Regions from separate parts of the Homo sapiens genome. Here region 1 is linked to region 2. Evidence: read pairs that join two places in POLR2A ChIA-PET (ENCODE). Cell type or tissue: GM12878. All regions are shown on one strand. Links, peaks and the distances in the headings refer to the core of each region. The heading gives the core; the rest is flanking DNA.

Evidence for each region. Peaks named below come from ENCODE experiments on the same cell type or tissue, not always from the same donor. Only the 100,000 strongest peaks of a DNase experiment are listed, where the experiment ranks them.
Region 1: POLR2A ChIA-PET joins it to region 2 with 6 read pairs; 10 of 35 experiments call an interaction of 5 or more read pairs at or near these places.

What each region holds. Positions count from the first base shown.
Region 1 is chr17:58,597,139-58,607,624 of GRCh38, reverse strand. TEX14 (testis expressed 14, intercellular bridge forming factor) reads left to right here. Exons shown (of 32, transcript NM_031272.5): 11 at 2,496-2,647; 12 at 5,035-5,225; 13 at 5,669-5,819; 14 at 7,959-8,749. Among named protein-coding and RNA genes, the nearest start is that of SEPTIN4, 58 kb to the right of the region's middle. In GM12878, for the core only: no CTCF peak of the experiment used is centred there; a DNase peak (open chromatin) is centred at 1,934.
Region 2 is chr17:58,674,278-58,684,763 of GRCh38, reverse strand. All of the region lies in intron 1 of TEX14 (testis expressed 14, intercellular bridge forming factor), which reads left to right. All of the region lies in intron 1 of IGBP1C (IGBP1 family member C), which reads left to right. It also overlaps the pseudogene RNU1-52P and the pseudogene RNVU1-34. Among named protein-coding and RNA genes, the nearest start is that of IGBP1C, 13 kb to the left of the region's middle. In GM12878, for the core only: no CTCF peak of the experiment used is centred there; DNase peaks (open chromatin) are centred at 4,821 and 5,293; H3K27ac peaks cover 260 bases.

The DNA of each region.
Region 1 (10,486 bases), core at 1,247-9,246, 77 kb after region 2:
CTTTGGAGATGGCCCAGCCCAATGCTGTCCTTATATAGTTGAGGAAACTGAGGCACCCAGGGGTGAAGCAATGGTGTGAAGTTACCCAATTGATTGGTTAGAGACACAGATGGGGCTAAACAGATAGTAGAGGATGTCTCCAGGATACAGGGGCAGGATGGATTGGAGGTTGACAGGAACACCAGCCATGAGACCATGAGACAGGGCCTAGTGGTGACCATGAAGCCAAAATGGGAGGGAATAAAGTGAAATGCATGGAGTTGCTGGGGTCAACAACTGGCCAAGTGAGGGGGTAGGAGGTAACCAAGGGTCTGTGAATGTCTAGGAATGACCTCAGGATGGAACCTCAGGTAGAAGTGTCAGAAATGTTAGACAGCAAGCCGTTGCAGGTGTAACAACATACCCTTCTTTGAAAGCTGGTAACATGAGTTGATTATTCACCAACCCAAAGTAGCCTTCAATCCCACATTTATTTTTGGTAACACTCTACTAGGGCATATCAGTTTGTTGAATGTCATTGTCAAGGATAGCATTCCATCTCTTGGTATAAAAGTGATACAGCAGTTTCTCCTACCTTCAGCTCCTTCCTTTTTTTTTTTTTTTTTTTTTTTTGAGACAGTAGCCCAGTCTGGAATGCAGTGGTGCGATCTCGGCTCACAGCAACCTCTGCCTCCCGGATTCAAGCAATTCTGCCTCAGCCTCCTGAGTAGCTGGCATTACAGGCACGTGCCACCATGCCCAGCTAATTTTTGTGTTTTTAGTAGAGATGGGGTTTCACCATGTTGGCCAGGCTGGTCTTGAATTCCTGACCTCAAGTGATCCACCCGCCTCGGCCTCCTAAAGTGCTGGGATTACAGGCATGAGCCACTGCTCCTGGCCCTTTTTTTTTTTAAGATGGAGTCTCACTCTGTTACCCAGGCTGGAGTGCAGTGGCTCAGTCTTGGCGCACTGCAACCTCTGCCTCCTGGGTTCAATATATAATTATGTATTAAATTTGTATGCATATCCACACTGTTCACACTATACTAGGCCATAGGTGACTTTTCAGCAATATAACTAAAGTCAATACTAGCTTTTTCACCTTCATGACTTCATGAACTCACTGCCCTCTATCCAAAGATTTGCTGGAAGAAACTTTATTTAGGGAAGTTTGCTCAAAGTCTGAGAAGCCCATCTCATCGTCTAAAATCTATCCTTTTTCCAGACCAACAAAAAACTTGCTGTCACTTGCTTTTTAAAAACTTAATTCTTAATTATCAACTGCCAGTCATTAAGTCTTGACTGAATGCCTCCCATAATATTCATACTAATTCTTTACATGAAAGAGCGCTTTATGGCTCACCGAGTGTTTCTACATCCATGATCTCATTTGACTGTCATGACAGCTGTGGGCACAAGTCAGTGCTGAGTTTACCCTGAGGACTCTTGCTGGGCCAGAAGACATTTAGGATGCTCTGACTTAGCTCTTAAGGAGTCTGGTTGGGAAGAGTTATTTAAGCATATGAGTGAACCCTTGAGTGCTAAACTGAGAGGACACATTCCCAAAAGGGCAGGAGTTCAGAAAAGAAATAATCATGAGGAGTTGGGGAAGTCCCAGATGGCTTTGATAAAGCAGATGGGGGTTGAGAGGGCTCTTGAAAGAGTTTACGTTCATTTATTCAACAGCAAGCATCAAGGCCCTGGTGTAAGCCCAGAAGTACAGTGATATAAAAGCAGATGAGTTGCCTACTCTCATGGAGCTGACTCTCTAGAATGGAGGGGAGACAGATAAACTAAATGAACACAAATTCAGATAATAAGTGCTCTGAAACCAATAAAACAGGACTACTTTAGATTAGGCAGTCAGGGAGGGCCTCCTTGAGGAAGTGACTTTCAGACAAATATCTCAGTCACAAAAAGTAGCTAGTCATTCTAGGATCTGTGGGCAGAGCATGCCTGGCAGAAGCTGCCAGTGCAAAGACTTGAAGAACATGAGGTATGTTGGAGGAACTGAAAGAAGGTCCCTGTGACTTGAGTGGAGTGGGTGAGCAGTAGAGTTGCCAGATGAAGTGGTGGAGAGGGCCCGGGTGGAATAGTAAGGAATTGCAGGTATTGGAACAGCTCTGAAGCAGTGTGGACTAGCTCATTGTCTAGCTAGGTTTCCAGGAACTCAAAGAGGTTGTCAGCCTTCAGAGGCAAAGTTTTCACAAATGTAGTATGTTGATTAAAAGACCCACGAGCCTGGCCAACATGGCAAAACCTCGTCTCTACTAAAATACAAAAATTAGCCGGGCCTGGTGACACACACCTGTAATCCTAGCTACTTGGGAGGCTGAGGCAGGAGAATCGCTTGAACCCGGGAGGTGGCAGAGGTTGCAGTGAGCTGAGATCACGCTGCTGCTTTCCAGCCTGGGTGACAGGGCAAGACTCTGAATGAATGAAAGAATGAATGAATGAATGAATGAATAAAAGACCCTTTAAGGCATGAGCGCTGACTTGTGAGTTTCCTTCCGTAGCGAGGACAGAGGTGTACAGAGGGACCTGACTCGAGTGCCCCTTCCTACGCAGCTATACAACTGGGCCGCACCAGAAGTGATCTTACAGAAGGCAGCCACAGTGAAATCAGACATCTACAGCTTTTCTATGATCATGCAGGAGATTTTAACAGGTAGATCAAGATCATTAATGGTTGACCAAAGTCCCTATTCTTAGGTTGCATTTTTCTCCCCCCACAGGAGTTACTGACTTTTATGAAAATAGAAGACTTATTAAAAAGAGACTTCTTGGCTGGGAGCAGTGGCTCACGCCTGTAATCCCAGCACTTTGGGAGGCTGAGGCGGGTGGATCACCTGAAGTCAGGAGTTCAAGACGAGCCTGGCCAAAATGGTGAAACCCTGTCTCTACTAAAAATACAAAAATTAGCTGGGCGTGGTGGCACGTGCCTGTAGTCCCAGCTACTTGGGAGGCTGAGGCAGGAAAATCACTTGAACCTGGGAGGCAGAGGTTGCAGTGAGCTGAGATAGCGCCACTGCACTCCAGCCTGGGTGACAGAGTGAGACTCTGTCTCAAAAGAAAAAAAAAAGACTCAGCAAAGCCCATCCATCTGCTTGTCAGTGATGATGCATTTAATCCACACTAAAAAAATTTATTTTTATTTTTATTTTTTATTTTTTTTGAGACAGAGTCTTGCTCTGACACCCAGGCTGGAGTGCAGTGGCTCGATCTCGGTTTACTGCAACCTCTGCCTCCCGGGTCCAAGCGATTCTTCTGCCTCAGCCTCCCGAGTAGCTGGGACTACAGGTGCACACCACCACGCCCAACTGATTTTTGCATTTTTAGTAGAGACGGGGTTTTACCATATTGGCCAGGCTGGTCTCGATCGCTTGACCTTGTGATCTACCCACCTCGGCCTCCTGAAGTGCTGAGATTACAGGTGTGAGCCACCACGCCCGGCCGAAGCAAACTTTTTAACCTGAATATTGGTATCAGTACTTATGATCTATGTGTGGTATCCCTTGAGAACTTGTAAATTAGGGGGAAAGACTAGCCTCTGAGAAGTAAACTATGAAACACACCCTGTGTCCATTAGATGTATAAACAGTGTCACTTGAAAGAAATGGATGTACTTCCAAATCCACTGCTCTGATGTGGAGAAAGTAGTCACATATCTGAAGATGGAAGGAATCCTTCAAAAGAAAGACACACACACACACACACACACACACACACACACACACACACACACACACACACACACAGTAAAATCACATTAAGGGCTGCTTTTTTTTTTTTTTGACAGAGTCTCACTCTGTTGCCCAGGCTGAAGTGCAGTGGCGGGATCTTGGCTCACTGCAACTTCTGCCTCCCGGGTTCAAGCGATTCTCCTGCCTCAGCCTCCCAAGTAACTGGGACTACAGGCGCGTGCCACCATGCCCGGCTAATTTTTTCTATTTTTAGTACAGACGGGGTTTCACCGTATTAGCCAGGATGGTCTGGATCTCCTGACCTCGTGATCCGCCCACCTCAGCCTCCTAAAGTGCTGGGATTACAGGCGTGAGCCAACGTGCAAGGCTTTTTTTTTTTTTTTTTTTAAGATGGAGTCTTACTCTGTTGCCCAGGCTGGAGTGCAGTGGCGCGATCTCAGCTCACTGCAACCTCCACCTCCTGGGTTCAAGTGATTCTCCTGCCTCGGCCTCCCAGAGTAGCTGAGATTACATGTGCTCGCCACCACACCCAGCTAATTTTTGTATTTTTAGTAGGGATGGGATTTCACTGTGTTGGCCAGGCTGGTTTCAACCTCTGACCTCAGGTGATCCACCCACCTCGGCCTCCCAAAGTGCTAGGATTACAGGCGTGAGCCACCACGCCCGGCCAAGGGCTGCTTTTTTATGGTGTTTGCAGTCCCAGAGGCAAAATGACAATATACATGAGATGAATATTGGGCTCCCCTGCCAGCGGGGAGCCCATGTGTACATGTTGCTGACACTATTGTTTCCTATCTCTGTGGCGGTGATCTCTCTGGTAAATGAGTAAAGTGGCTTCTCACTTATGAATTGGCCTTCCAGGTAGTTTTTTTTTGTTTTTTTGTTTTCTGTTTTTGTTGCTAGGCTGGAGTGCAGTGGCGCAATCTCAGCTCACTACAACCTCTGCCTCCCGGGTTCAAGCGATTCTCCTGCCTTAGCCTCCTGAGTGGCTGGGATTGCAGGTGTGCGCCACCACGCCTGGCTAATTTTTGTATTTTTAGTAGAGAGGGGATTTCACCATGTTGGCCAGGACGGTCTCGATCTCTTGACCTTGTGATCCACCCGCCTCGGCCTCCCAAAGTGCTGGGATTACAGGTGTAAGCCACCACGCCCGGCCCCTCTGGGTAGTTTTTCTACAGAGAGAAATTAATATATAAGGAAATGAATTGTTTCTAAAGTACAGTGGATTAGAAAAAAAAATAAAGAAGTTAAGTGACTTGCCTAAGGTTACCCAGCTTCATCTGATTTCTTTTCCCCCCACTCCACTCTTTGGTTTCCTAATTTACTCTTTTGTATGACTTTTTCCTTACAGATGACATACCCTGGAAGGGCTTAGATGGCTCAGTTGTTAAAAAAGCCGTAGTCTCGGGGAATTATTTAGAAGCTGATGTCAGGCTTCCGAAACCTTACTATGATATTGTTAAGTCAGGCATCCACGTCAAGCAGAAAGACCGAACTATGAACCTTCAAGATATCCGGTATATTCTGAAGAATGACTTAAAGGCAAGCCCTGAAGTTGTTGGGAGTTTATTTCTGCTTACCTAACTCAGGAGAATAGGGAGTTAGAGACAAGATGAAGCTAGAGACCAAGTTGTAAGAAATTTTGGAAATCCTCATTTTATTACACCATTTCTGTGTTCTTGATAATAGCCTAACTGCTTAACTTGGTGAAAGCAGCATGGAATTGAGGAGGGGAGCTAGGGAGGTTCAACACATATGCATAGTAGGGGCACCCTGTAGGCACTTAGTGGAGATTCAGTGAATGGTAGCTATTATTATTGCTTTTAAGGTATTGGCAATAACAATAAACTAGTTAATTAGGACTAAAGTCAGTCTACCCAACAGGAATAAGAGGGAGTTTATCAGATACTTAGATGGTTTCTAAAGCACCAGTGACATTCAGGATGACTGAGACTATGTCCTTGACAATATTTCCTGTGTTACAGGATTTTACTGGAGCCCAGAGAACTCAACCAACCGAGAGCCCCAGAGTGCAGAGATACGGACTCCATCCCGATGTCAATGTCTATCTAGGACTGACTTCAGAACACCCCAGAGAGACACCTGACATGGAAATCATAGAACTAAAGGAAATGGGTATGGCCTTAATTCACAGGTTGTGTTAGTTTGACACAAATGTGTTCTGAGAGTCACATGAGCTGCAACTAATTGACTCCTCTAAACTGTAGATGTAACTTGTTTGTTTTGTGAGATAAAGTCTAGCTCTATTGCCCAGACTGGAGTACAGTGGCATGCTCTCAGCTCACTGCAACCTCCACTTCCTGGGTTCAAGTGATTCTCATGCCTCAGCCTCCTGAGTAGCTGGGATTACAGGCATGTGCCACCATGCTGGGCTAATTTTTTTCTTTTTTTTTTTTTTTGAGATGGAATCTTGCTCTGTTGCCCAGGCTGGAGTGCAATGGTGGGGTCTCGGCTCATTGCAACCTCCGCCTCCCGGGTTCAAGCAATTCTCCTGCCTCAGCCTCCTGAGTAGCTGGGATTACAGGCACGCACAACCATGCCCAGCTAATTTTTTGTATTTTTAGTAGAGACGGGGTTTCACCATGTTGGCCAGGATGGTCTCGATTTCCTGACCTCGTGATCCACCCGCCTTGGCCTCCCAAAGTGCTGGGATTACAGGTGTGAGCCACTGCGCCCAGCCTTACTTTTTAAATTTTTAGTAGAGACAAGGTCTCACGATGTTGCCCAGGCTGGTCTTGAACTCCTGAACTCAAGCAATCCTCCCACCTGGTCCTCCCAAAGTGCTGGGATTGCAGGCATGAGCCACCACACCTGGCCTAAAAAAGTTTTTTTTTTTTAGAGATGAGGTCTCATTATGTTGCTCAGGTTGGTCTTGAACTCCTGGCCTCAAGCAGTCCTCCCACTTTCGCCTCCCAAAGCACTTGGATTACAGGTATAAGCCACTTTGCCCAACCAATTTTACTACATTTTAGTACATTTGAAAACCTTAGAATTTAGAACTGGAAAGGACCTTGCAGTCATCAGGCTTAATGCCTTCATATTACAGATGAGAAAACTAAGGTTCAGAGAGGTTGTAACCTGCTCAGGATCACAGAGAACTTGTTATAGAACTGGAACCCAGGCCTTCCAATTCCAGCCAAATGACCATTCACTCTGACTCTCCTTCAGCAGTGCTGGAGGCCTCCAGAGTGGCCCTGTAACCTCATTACTTTGACAGCTTAGTCCCATTCTCTGTAAGCTGTACACCTGTAAACCAGGGGTGGTGGGTGGTCAATCCTAGCATAAATTTTTTAGTTTTTTCATTACTCCCATAATGTAATGGCTCCTTGGGTGGTATCTAGGCTACTTTTTTTTTTTTTTTGAGACAGTTTCACTCTTTTTGCCCAGACTGGAGTGCAATGGCGCAATCTCGGTTTACTGCAACCTCTGTCTCCCAGGTTCAAGCGATTCTCCTGCCTCAGCCTCCCAAGTAGCTGAGACTACAGGCATGCACCACCATGCCTGGCTAATTTTTTGTATTTAGTAGAGATGGGGTTTCACCATGTTGGTCAGGCCATGGTGGTCACCATGTTGGTCACCATGTTGGTTTGAGACCACTCGAACTCCTGACCTCAAGTGATCCACCCGCCCTGGCCTCCCAAAGTGTTGGGATTACAGGCGTGAACCACCACGCCTGGCCCTAGGCTACTGTTATCAGATGCTCACCAAGAGCATAACTTTAACTGAGAAATAGTCAAACTCTTTTGTGTGAAAAGAAGGCTATGAACGTGGTCCTTAAGATTCAGGGGAGCTGGGCACGGTGGCTCACACCTGTAATCCCAGCACTTTGGGAGAGTGAGACGGGAGGATCACTTAAAGCCAGGAGTTTGAGAGCAACCTGGGCAACACAGCAAGACCCCATCTCTATAAAACAAAAGAAAACAAGATTCAGGGGCCTCTAATTTGCATGTCCTGACAGTTATGCATGTTTGGACACACAATAAAGCTTAGAATATTTCCTCCATGGCTAGACCCCTGCCCTGACAACAATTTCTGCCTCATTCCATGTCAAAATAGGAGCTTTCCCCTAGGGGACACATACTCCCTCACCCTTTGTGAGTGTATCCAGTAGTCTTCCACAACTGGGAAGGGGGTGGGAAAATAAAAAACTTTTTTTTTTTTTTTGACAGTCTTTGCCTCTTGAACAAGCCAAGGCTGCTTAGCTGCCAAATATGTTCATTTTAATGAGTTGCATTTTGCTGTTTTTTTCAATAGGCAGTCAACCTCATTCACCAAGGGTTCACTCTTTATTCACTGAGGGGACACTAGATCCTCAGGCCCCAGATCCATGTCTGATGGCCAGGGAGACTCAGAATCAAGATGCTCCTTGCCCTGCTCCATTTATGGCAGAAGAGGCCAGCAGCCCCAGCACAGGTCAGCCAAGCCTCTGCAGTTTCGAAATCAACGAGATCTACTCAGGCTGCTTGATTTTGGAAGATGACATAGAAGAGCCTCCAGGAGCTGCTTCATCTTTGGAGGCAGACGGACCTAACCAGGTAGATGAACTGAAATCCATGGAAGAAGAGCTGGATAAGATGGAGAGAGAGGCGTGTTGTTTTGGCAGTGAGGATGAGAGCTCTTCAAAAGCTGAGACAGAGTACTCTTTTGATGACTGGGACTGGCAAAACGGTTCACTCAGTTCACTCAGCCTTCCTGAGTCAACCAGAGAAGCCAAGAGCAATTTGAACAACATGTCCACGACTGAGGAGTATCTCATCAGTAAGTGTGTGCTGGATCTAAAGATTATGCAGACAATAATGCACGAGAATGATGATAGGCTGAGGAATATCGAGCAGATATTAGATGAAGTCGAGATGAAACAGAAGGAACAGGAAGAGCGCATGTCTTTATGGGCCACTTCAAGAGAGTTTACAAATGCCTACAAGTTACCTCTGGCCGTGGGCCCTCCATCTTTAAACTATATTCCTCCTGTCCTACAGCTTTCAGGGGGTCAGAAGCCAGACACCAGTGGCAACTACCCAACCCTACCAAGATTTCCAAGAATGGTAAGAGACTTTCAAGGGGGACATTTTGGCAAAAGATCCAGGAAAAGAAATGGTTGTGGCTGGAAACCTTTCACCCAAGTCTCCAAAGTAAACACTGGGGATCAGTCAGAGATAAGCCATCAGGTAACCTGAGTGGGAGGAAGGGGCATCCTAAGCAGGACCCCAGGGCTGGGTTTGACGTTGCCCCTAACCTATGTGGAGGGACTGACATATATATGCAACTGACTCATAGCAAGGTGCTCTTAGCTTTGGGAAATCAGTCCTCCATGGTGGAATTCCAACGTAGATACTCTCTGTCTCCCAGTTCAGACCCAACACACAGCCCATTGTCCTTCTCTGTAAATTCGTATGTATCAAATTGAACCATATTAAATTTCTGTTTTATTAGTTAAAATGGTCAAGTATTGGCAATTTTGCATGGCTCAACTTATTGAATAAAGTATCTTGGATAGGTATTAATCTCCATTCTAAGCTGCTATTCATTCATTCACTCATTCAACAAACAGCTATAGAGCCAGAGGCTATCTAGACTCTGGGTTTTTTCTTTTTTTTTTTTTTTTGGAGACAGAGTTTTGTTCCTGTTGCCCAGGCTGGAGTGCAGTGGCGTGATCTTGGCTCACCACAACCTCCACCTGTGGGGTTCAAGTGATTCTCCTGCCTCAGCCTCCCTAGCAGGTGGGATTACAGTCATGCGCCACCATGCCTGGCTAATTTTGTATTTTTAATAGAGATGGGGTTTCTTCATGTTGGTCACCGCTGGTCTCGAACTCCTGACCTCAGGTGATCTGCCCACCTCGGCCTCCCAAAGTGTTGGGATTACAGGCATGAGCCACCTTGCCTGGCCTAGACTCTGGGTTCTGATGATGAATAAGCCACAAACTCTGCCCATAAGTAGCTCAGATAACAGCTGGGGACTGAGGGACCTGGTGGATCAAAGAAAACCCCTCAGAGGAGGTGAGCAGACACCATGGGAGCTGGCTAGGAGGTATAGCTTGCAGAGAGGCTCCTCCGTGAGTTTCCTTAAGGACAGGGCCAACATCTGACTCCTCCTGTGTCCCAGCACCTAGCATGGTGACCAGTACATAGAAGGAACTCAGTAAATAGTCAGTGAAGGAATGAGGGGATGAATGAATTAATGAATTTGAACAAGTTCACACTCAGAGAGCTGGCTGCCTCTTGAATTTTATAATTTTAGAGTTGGAAGATCCCTTAGACATGGATTAGCCCTGTCAATTTACAGAGTGTGAAGCTCAAGCCCAGTGATATAAACTTCCTGAGGCCCAGAGATGTCAAGATGCGGGTGGGGTGGGAGAGGTCTGCCTCATTGGAAGGCGGATGTTATTACTGATATTATTTAGAATAGCTGGCCCATGGTGATAAAAAGCAGGCCAACTTTTACTGGGTTTTGTTACTGTTTTAGAATTCTCCGCTTAAGAGTTATCCTCTTTTTTATTTTTTATTTTATTTTATTTATTTTGAGATAGGGTCTCACTCTGTTGCCCAGGCCGGAGTACAGTGGCACGATCTCTGCTCACTGCAAACTCTGCCTCCCAGGTTCAAGCGATTCTCCTGCCTCAGCCTCCCGAGTAGCTGGGACTACAGTCACGTGCCACCATGCCTGGCTAATTTTTTGTATTTTTAGTAGAGACAGGTTTTCACCATGTTGGCCCAGCTGGTCTTGAACTCCTGACCATAGGTGATCCACCTGCCTCAGCCTCCCAAAGTGCTAGGATTACA
Region 2 (10,486 bases), core at 1,185-9,184:
ACCTCAGGTGATCTGCCCACCTCTGCCTCCCTATTAATCTATATGAGTTTTTAAAAAATAAGTGGTAGGAGGAAGAAAGCTTTTTATTTATTTATTTATTTATTTATTTATTTATTTATTTATTTATTTATTTGAGACAGGGTCTCACTGTCGCCCAGGCTGGAGTGCAGTGGCACGATCTTCTCACTGCCACCACTGCCTCCCTGGTTCAAGTGATTCTCCTGCCTCAGCCTCCAGAGTAGCTGGGAACAGGCACGTGTCACCATGCCCGGCTAATATGGAAGCAATTTTTTTTTTTTTTGGGACGGAGTTTCGCTCTTGTTGCCCAGGCTGGAGTGCAATGGTGTGATCTCAGCTCACTCCAACCTCCGCCTCCCGTGTTCAAGCGATTCTCCTGTATCAGCCTCCCAGATAGCTGGGATTACAGGCACCCACCACCATGCCTCACTAATTTTTGTATTTTTAGTAGAGATGGGGTTTCATCATATTGGTCAGGCTGGTCTCATGCTCCTGACCTCAGGTGATCCACCCGCCAAGGCCTCCCAAAGTGCTGGGATTATAGGCTCACGTGAGTCACCATGCCGGGCGGAAGCATTTTTTTTTCTTTCCAGTTGTGACCTAATTTTCTGAGCAGTCTTTGAAATAATCAGTTCCTTCCCCTTCTATATGAAATGTTACCTTTATCGTATACTTTTATATATGTAGGTCCTATCGCTCTGTAGCCAGGCTGGAGTGCAGTGGCACCATCTCGGCTCACTGCAACCTCCGTCTCTCGGGTTCAAGCAGTTCTTCTGCCTCAGCCTCCCGAGTAGCTGGGATGACAGGGATGCACCACCACGCCCAGCTAATTTTTGTATTTTTAGTAGAGATGGGGTTTCATCATGTTGGCCAGGATAGTCTTGATATCTTGACCTTGTGATCCGCCCGCCTCAGCCTCCCAAAGTGCTGGGATTACAGGCGGGAACCACTCCACCTGACCAAGTCTCTCTTTTTTTTTTTTTGAGCTGGAGTCTTGCTCTGTCGCCCAGGCTGGAGTGCAGTGGCGCAGTCTCAGCTCACTGCAGACCCCGCCTTCCGGGTTCAAGCAATTCTCCTGCCTCAGCCTCCCGAGTAGCTGGGATTACGGGCGTGAGCCACTATGCCTGGCTAATTTTTGTATTTTTAGTAGAGACAGGTTTTCACCATGTTGACCAGGCTGGTCTTGAACTCCTGACCTCAGGTTATCCGCCTGCCTCAGCCTCCCAAAGTGCTGGGATTACAGGCGTAAACCACCGCACCTGGCCAATTCTGTCTCTTTTTAAATAATCTACTAGATTCAGTTTATAAAGATTTTATATGTTTACTTATGTTAGTATTTAACAAACATATATTTCCTTTTTTTTTTGGGGGGGGGGATGGAGTCTTGCTTTGTCACTCAGGCTGGAGTGCAGTGGTGTGATCTCAGCTCACTGCAACCTCCGCCTCCCAGGTTCGAGCAATTCTCCTGCCTCAGCCTCCGGAGTAGCTGGGATTACAGACACGTGCCACCATGCCCAGCTAATTTTTGTATCTTTAGTAGAGATGGGGTTTTGCTATGTTGCCCAGGCTGGTCTTGAACTCTTGACCTCAAGTGATTCACCCGCCTCAGCCTCCCAAACTGCTGGGATTACAGGCGTGAGCCACCGTGCTCAGCCTTTCCTCATTTTTGTCTTTTTTTTTTTTTTTTTTTTTTGAGACAGACTCTCGCACTGTCGCCCAGGCTGGAGTGCAATGGCGCGATCTCGACACATTGCAACCTTGGCCTCTCAAAGTGCTGGGATTGTAGGTGTTAGCCACCGCATCCAGCTCCTCATTTTTTTCTAATCAAAGAAATGAGGCTCTTCTCAAAGGATATTAAGGTATGCAGGACCTCTGTGAGGATTATAACAGTAACATTTTTCTTAACTTGCTTAGAGTTACAAGGCAGTGGAGGACAGACATCTTTTTGCCTAAGGCTGACTCCCTTGAACAGATATTTTGATAACTAGGCCAATAGCAATGAAATTTTTGTGAAACATTGAAACTGGGACTTGTGAGGATTCATGAGCCACTTAAGACTCTGTAGGCTGGGCAGCCGGGCATGGTGGCTCACGCCTATAATCCCAGCACTTTGGGAAGCTGAGGTGGGCCTGTAAATTATCAACATTTTGTTTTGTGAAATAAAACACACTTTGAAATCTGGTTGGAGGAGTGGTCGTGGTGGCTCACACCTGTAATCCCAGTACTTTGGGAGGTTGAGGCAGGTGGATCATTTGGGGTCAGGAGTTCGAGACCAGCCTCGCCAACATGGCAAAAACCCATCTCTACTAAAAATACAAAAACTAGCCGGGCATGGTGGCATGTGCTTGTAATTCCAGCTACTCAGGAGGCTGAGGCAGGAGAACCGCTTGAACCTGGGAGGCAGATGTGGCAGTGAGCTGAGATGGCACCACTGCACTCTAGCCTGGACGACAGAGTAAGACTCTGTCACAAAAAAAAAAAAAGAAAGACTCTGTGGCCTGGGCATGGTGGTTCCATGCCTCTAATCCCAACTGTCTGGGAGGCGGAGACGGGTCAATTGCTTGAGCCCAGGAGTTTGAGCCCAGCCTGGGCAACATGGTGAAACTCCCTCTCTACAAAAAATACAAAAGTTAGCCAGACATGGTAGTGTGTGCCTGTAGTCCCAGCTACTCAGGAGGCTCACTTGACCCCTGGGGGTCAAGGCTGCAGTGAGCTGTGATGGTGCCACTGCACTCTAGCCTGAAGAAGGCACTGCTAGTCACAAATCTTCTGAAACTGGCATTTTGGTTGTAAGAATTGTTTGGTGGTAATGGCAGTATAGTTCACATACATTACCTTTTCCCTTACATGAGTTGTTCCACCAGATTTCTTTTTTCTTTTCTTTTTTTTTGTTTTTTTGTTTGAGACAAGAGTTTCCTGCTGTCACCCAGGCTGGAGTGCAATGGCATGATCTTAGCTCACTGCAACCTCTGCCTTTCAGGTTCAAGCGATTCTCCTTCATCAGCCTCCTGGGTAGCTGGGATTACAGATGCACACCACCAGATATTTTTGTATTTTTAGTAGAGACAAGGTTTCACCATGTTTGCCAGGCTGGTCTCGAACTCCTGGCCTCAAATGATCCACCTGCCTCGGCCTCCCACAGTACTGGGATTACAGGTGTGAGCCACTGCGACCAGCCCTCCAACCAGATTTCAAAGTGTGTTTTATTTCACAAAACAAAATGTTGACAATTTATAGAGCATACATATACATATGTGTGTATGTATATATATATTACATAATACTTCTTTGAAAAGGAAAGTATATAAAAATAAAACTGATAGACTGTCAGAACATCAGACTTGAGAACAAGTGTCTGGTTGCATCACAGAATCCCCTACCTCCTTGTCCCAATATTCTTTTTCTCCCCATCTAAGACACCTCTATGTTCTCAGTTGTTGCTTGTTTAGCAAGATTTTTATTTTCATTTTTATTTATTTATCATTAGAGATGGAGTTTCGATCTTGTTGCTCAGGCTGGAGTGCAATGGCACAGTCTCGGCTCACTGCAGCCTGGGTTCAGGCGATTCTCCTGTCTCAGCCTCCCGAGTACCCAGGTGCCCACCAGCATGCCCGGCTAATTTATTTTTAGTAGAGAGGGTTTCGCCATGTTGGCCAGGCTGGTCTTGAACTCCTGACCTCAGGTGATCCACCCACCTCAGCCTCCCAAAGTGCTGGGATTACAGGTGTGAGCCACTGCACCTGGCCCAAGATTTTTAAAACAGCATTATTTCTTCCTTTTGTAAAGATGGAAAACCGTGAGCTTGAAGTCAGTGACAAGGAAAAAAAAGTTATAAACTCTGGCTAATTTATTTTGGCAGAAGAGAAGATACCAGAAGAGTCCTTCTGTAAAATAAAAGATGTGGGATATTAGGGTGGTTCTAGTGTGATCTTGGAAAGACAATTGAAGAACACTGTTAACTCTGAAACTCCAATTCTAATTTGTTTTTTTGGTTTTTGTGGGGTTTTTTTGAGACAGAGTCTTGCTCTGTCGCCCAGGCTAGAGTGCAGCGGCGTGATCTCAGCTCATTGCAACCTCCATCTCCTAGGTTCAAGAGGTTCTCCTGCCTCTTGAGTAGCTGGGATTACAGGTGCCTGCCACCATGCCCAGCTGATTTTTGTATTTTTATTAGAGATAGGGTTTTACCATGTTGGCCAGGCTGGTCTCGAATTCCTGACCTCAAGTGATCTGCCCGCATTGGCCTCCCAAAGGGCTGGGATTACAGGCAGGAGTCACAGCGTCCGGCCTGCTTCATTCAAAATTAGAATTAGCGTTTGTGCAATTGATCTTTCAAGTAAGATTGATCATTTGCTGCATGTTTGAAAGACAGCATTTTGTATGTAAGCATGACACTTTGGACTGGTAGGTAACCTATACAGAGATTGGATTTTCAGATATGTAGACTGGATTTTCAGAAATAATTTTACCAAATTTCATGTTTTCAAACTTACTCAGGTTACGTGTATAGCAGCTTGTTTAACTGCGCAAGAAAGCCGTGCGCGCCTGTTTTTGCAGCTGCTGGGGAAGACTGAAACAGGAAAATCCCCTGAGGCCAGAAGTTCGATAACTACTGTACCCCAGCCTGGGCAACAAAGCAAGACTTTGTCTCTGGGGGGAAAAAAAAAGAAAAAAGACACCATAGTGGCATCATTAGTGCCAAACCCTTAAAGGCAGGAGCTAGTTTACGTTATTTACCTTTTAATCTGTAGAGCATTTTTAAGTTTTATTTCAGTCGTGTCACCAAGCATACTAGGAAAGGACATACTGAATGAGATCATCCAAAGGGGTGTGGAGTATGTAGATAAGCGCAGTGACTGCTGGCTATTTGCACCCTAGGCTTATATTTCTTAAGATTTTGAATAGCCAGATATTAAAAATACAGGTGCTGGGTTATTGTAGTTTGGAAAATATCTTTATTCCAGAAATTAGGGGGTCTAAAGAGCACATGAGAAAAATGATCCTATATTTAGAGTGGTTTGAATCTAAGGGTGAACTCTCAGGCAGCGCTGGGGACTCATACTTAACTGGCAAGGGAAATAACATGATCATTAAAGGTGGATTTTTCAGGGTGAGGTTTGTCTCTTGCATTGTGGATGTGCTGACCCCTGTGGTTTTCTACAAATGTGGGAAACTTAATTGCATAATTTGTGGTAGTGGGGACTATGTTGGTTCTCTCCCCTGATCTGGCTTGTTTATAAAAGGCGTACGTTGTATCTTTGCTTCGTAGGTTTTCCTGTGTTATATTGTAACCTCCTGTTTTGGAATAGCGAGAGATTGATGCCTTCTAATGGTCATTTTTTTCTCCACACACGCTTTTGGTCTCACACCCCTCGTGGTTGGTGTTGTCATTGAGTACTACAGTGATTTGCCATTACAATCAGAAGTACGCAGTTGAATACCTTTGGCGGCTCTAAGGGAGTGTTACCTTCACATTTTCCTTGTTTGTAGCCCTTTCCTTTTCAAAGCTAACAATTTAGCATCTTCTGACTTTTCTTCTGTCTTTATATCTTTTTGTGGACCTCCAGAGTCCTTCTGTTTTTTTTCTTTTCTTGGAGACGGCGTTTCGCTCTTGTAGCCCAGGCTGGAGTACAATGGCGCAATCTCAGCTCACAGCAACCTCAGCCTCAAGGGTTCAAGGGATTCTCCTGCCTCAGCCTCTTGAGTAGCTGGGATTACAGGCACACGCCACCACGCCTTGCTAATGTTTGTATTTTTAGTAGAGACGGGGTTTCACCATGTTGGCCAGGCTGGTCTCGCACTCCTAACCTCAGGTGATTTACCTGCCTCGGCCTCCCAAAGTGCTGGGATTACAGGTGTGAGCCACGGCGCCTGGCTCCAGTGTCCTTCTCTTTTATTATTATTATTATTATTATTATTATTATTATTATACTTTAAGTTCTAGGGTACATGTGCACAACGTGCAGGTTTGTTACATATGTATACATGTGCCATGTTGGTTTGCTGCACCCATTAACTCGTCATTTACATTAGGTATGTCTCCTAATGCTATCCCTCCCCGTTTCCCCCATCCTATGACAGACCCTGGTGTATGATGTTCCCCACCCCGTGTTCAAGTGTTCTCATTGTTCAATTCCCACCTATGAGTGAGAACATACGGTGTTTGGTTTTCTGTCCTTGCAAAGTTTGCTCAGAATGATGGTTTCCAGCTTCATCCATGTCCCTACAAAGGACATGAACTCATCCTTTTTTATGGCTGCATAGTGTTCCGTGGTGTATATGTGCCACGTTTTCTTAATCCATTCTATCATTGATGGACATTTGGGTTGGTTCCAAGTCTTTGCTATTGTGAATAGTGCTGCAATAAGCATACACGTGCATGTGTCTTTATAGTAGCATGATTTATAATCCTTTGGGTATATACCCAGTAATGGGATTGCTGGATCAAATGGTATTTCTAGTTCTAGATCCTTGAGGAATCGCCACACTGTCTTCCAGTGTCCTTCCCTTAAGGACCCTGTGATTACATTAGGCCCATCTGGATAAGCTTTTCATCTTAAATCAATCACATCTAAAAACTTCCCTTTTTTTTCCCCCTTGAGTTGGAGTCTCGCTCTGTCGCCCAGGCTGGAGTGCAGTGGCACCATATCTGCTCACTGCAACCTCTGCCTACCAGGTTCAAGCAATTCTCCTGCCTCAGCCTCCCGAATAGCTGGGCTTACAGGCACCCGCCACCATGCCAGGCTAATTTTTGTATTTTTAGTAGAGATGGGGTTTCACCATGTTGGCCAGGCTGGTCTTGAACTCCTGACCTCGTGATCTGCCTGCCTTGGCCTCCCAAAGTGTTGGGATTACAGGCGTGAGCCACCGTGCCCAGCCATTTCTGGCTCTTAAACTTTGGAAAAGTCTTTATCTTGTAAGTAGCAGGCTAGAACTTGTGCAAGAAGAGTGACCCTATGTGAAGAGTGTTTTGAATCTGAGGGTGAGATGTCAGGCAACAACCATGCCTTCCACTTTACCGGGCAGGGAAGATACCCTGACCACAAAGGTGGTTTTCCCAGGGCAAGGTTCACTCATTGCATTCTGTGTTTGCTGGCCCCTGTGATTTCCCCAAATGTGGGATACTCAACTGCATAATTTGTGGTAGTGGGCGACTGTGTTCACACTTTCCCCTGTGTTATTCTTTGTCAAATGGGAAGTAGCCAATGTGATTGTCTGTGGCCGTGTTTGGCTTCTCCTTGCTTGTTTCTTGTGAACTGTGTCTTTAAATTTCCATGGAAGTGAGAAGCTGTACTACTATTTAGTTTGTGATAGTAACAGGCTTCCTTGGTGTTTTTTCTTGGCTGTGTTCCCTTAATCCAGCATAAACTTTGTACACAATGAGTACCACATATATGTTGGCTGAGTCAAATGAACTGGAAATCAAACTCAGGAAGGATTTCCTTTAAGCATTTTTATTTTTAGAGACAGGGTCTTGCTCTTGTCTCCCAGACTGGAGTACAGTGGTGCTCAATCATGGCTCAAAGCAGCCTTGACCTCCTGGACTCAGTCCTTCTGCCTCAGCCTTCCAAGTAGCTGTACAGGCATGTGCCACCACGGCTGGCTAATTTTTTTTTTTTTTTTTTTTTTGAGACGGAGTTTCCCTCTTGTTGCCCAGGCTGGAGTGCAATGGTTTGATCTCGGCTCCCAGCACCCTCCACCTCCTGAGTTCAAGCGATTCTCCTGCCTCAGCCTCCTGAGTAGCTGGGATTACAGGCACCCGCCACAACACCTGGCTACTTTTTTGTATTTTTTAGTAGAGACGGGGTTTCGCCATGCTGGCCAGACTGGCCTCAGGTGATCTGCCTGCCTCGTCCTCCCAAAGTACTGGGATTACAGGCGTGAGCCACCCCACCTGGTCAGCTGGCTAATTTTAAAAGAACTTTTTGTAGCATAGGGTCTCGCTATGTTGCCCAGGCTGGTCTCGAACTCTTGGCCTCAAGTGATCCTCCCACCTCGGCCTCTCAAGGTGCTGGGATTACAAAAATGAGTACCATACCTGGCCCCTAAAGGATTTTAACCTGCTCTTAACAATGACTATAGAATTGAAATTCATTCATTGCATTCTAAAATGACTACTTTGAATGATCACCTTTAGGTTCTGACATAGTAGTTTGTTGGTTTTGTTTTGTTTTGTTTTCTTTTGTTTGAGATGGAGTTTCACTCTTATTGCTCAGTCTGGAGTGCAATGGCATGATCTTGGCTCACTGCAACCTCTGCCTCCCAGGTTCAAGTGATTCTCTTGCCTCAGCCTCCCGAGTAGCTGAGATTACAGACGCCTGCCACCACGCCTGGGTTTTTTTGTGTTTTTTTTTGTTTTTTTGGTTTTTTTTGAGATGGATTTTCTCTCTTGTTGCCCAAGCTGGAGTGCAATGCTGTGATCTTGGCTTACTGCAACCTCTGCCCCCAGGGTTCAAGTGATTCTCCTGCCTCAACCTCCTGAGTAGCTGGGATTACAGGCACCTGCCACCACGCCTGGCTAATTTTCTTATTTTTAGTAGAGATGGGGTTTCACCATTTTGGCCAGGCTGGGCTTGAACTCCTGATCTCAGGTGATCTGCCTGCGTCAGCCTTCCAAAGTGCTGGGATCACAGGCGTGAGCAACTGCACCTGGCCGACTAATTTTTATGTTTTAGTAGAGAGGGTTTCACCATGTTGGTCAGGCTGGTCTCGAACTCGTGACTTCAGGTGATCCATTAACCTCAGCCTCCCAACGTGCTGGGATATACATGTGTGAGCCACGGCACCTGGCCCATAGTAGTTTTAAAAAGGGAAAAGCTTACATACTACTATGATATATCAATTTAAAAATGCAAAAAGTCCAGACTCAGTGGCTCGTGCTTGTAATCACCGTACCTTTGGAGGCCCAGGCGACAGAACAAGAACCTGTCTCTAAAAATTAAAAACATGTTTAAAGGAAATCCTTTTGGAAATGCTTCCTGAGTTTGATTTCCAGTTCATTCAATTCAGCCAATATATAATGGGGTACTTATTGTAAACAAAGCTTATTCTGGGTGAGGGGAATGCAGATACCCTTGGAACATAGTCCTTGTCATAATCAGGAGTCTGTCTGGGGAAGGGAGATGGGGAAACCATCTGTTAATATTATACCATACAATTCACCCATTTAAAAGATAGTTTGATTTTTAGAAAGAGCCAGAGATTGTCTGGAGACTTTTTTATGTGAACATAACCCCAATATTGTATTGTCTTCATTATAAAACAAAAGATGACACTTAGAACTGGATATCATTTGGCCCTTTCTCTTCTCATCTCCTCTCACTTCAAAATGCTTACATCTCTTAATACCCAGCATTCTCTTTGTTCTGCAGTTGGGCTCAACACACTCAAGGCTTGGCACAATCTTCTTTGTAGTTTTAGCTTTTTTCGGGAAAATCAACTAGTTTGCCCACCCATAGCCAGATACTTGTCATTTTGATTCTAGCAATCATAGTGAGGGTGAAGTGGTATTTCATGGTGATTTTGATTTGTATTACCCTGATGGCTAAGAATATTGAACATATTTTCGTGTGCTTATTGGCTATTTGCATCTTTTTTTTTTTTTGGAGATGGTTTCCCTGTGTCATCCAGGCTGGAGTGCAATGGCACAATGTCAGCTCACTGCAACTTCCACCTCCCAGGCTCAAGTGATTCTCATGCCTCAGCCTCCCAAGAAGCTGGGGTTATAGGCATGTGCTACCATGCCCAGCTAATTTTTGTGTTTTTTGTAGAGATGGGGTTTCGTCATGTTGGCCAGGCTGGTCTCAAACTCCTGGCTTCAAGTGATGCACCCCCCCTCAGCCTCCCACAGTGCTGGGATTACAGGTGTGAGCCACCGTGCCCGGCCTACCTGCCTTTTTTTTTTTTTTTCCAAAGGCCTCATCGAAGATAAATCTTTTTTTTTTTTTAACCACTTTATTGAAGGATAATTGACATACTATACTTGTGCTTTTGATGTCATATGTAAGAAATCATTCCCTAATTGGAGGTCAGGAAGATTTACATCTATGTTTTCTTCTTAGTGTTTCTATTCGTTTTTTGAGATGGATTCTCACTCTGTCACCCAGGCTGGAGTGCAGGGGCAGGATCTCGGCTCACTGCAACCTCCGCCTCCCAGGTTCAAGCGATTCTTGTGCCTCTCCGTCTCGAGTAGCTGGGATTACAGGCCTGAGCCACCATGCTCAGCTAATTTTTGTATTTTTAGTAGAGACGGGGTTTCGCCACGTTGGCCAGGCTGGTTGTGAACTCCTGACCTCAAGTGATCTGTCCACCTTGGCCTCCTGTAGTGCTAGGATTACAGGCGTGAGCCACTGCGCCTGGCCGGACTTTCATCATAAATAAGTTATTCTCACTCCTGTGAAAAGGATGTGGGTTCAATAGGATTAGTTTGTGGTTCTCAATTCTGTCAAATCAAGGGTTTCCTTTTTTTTTT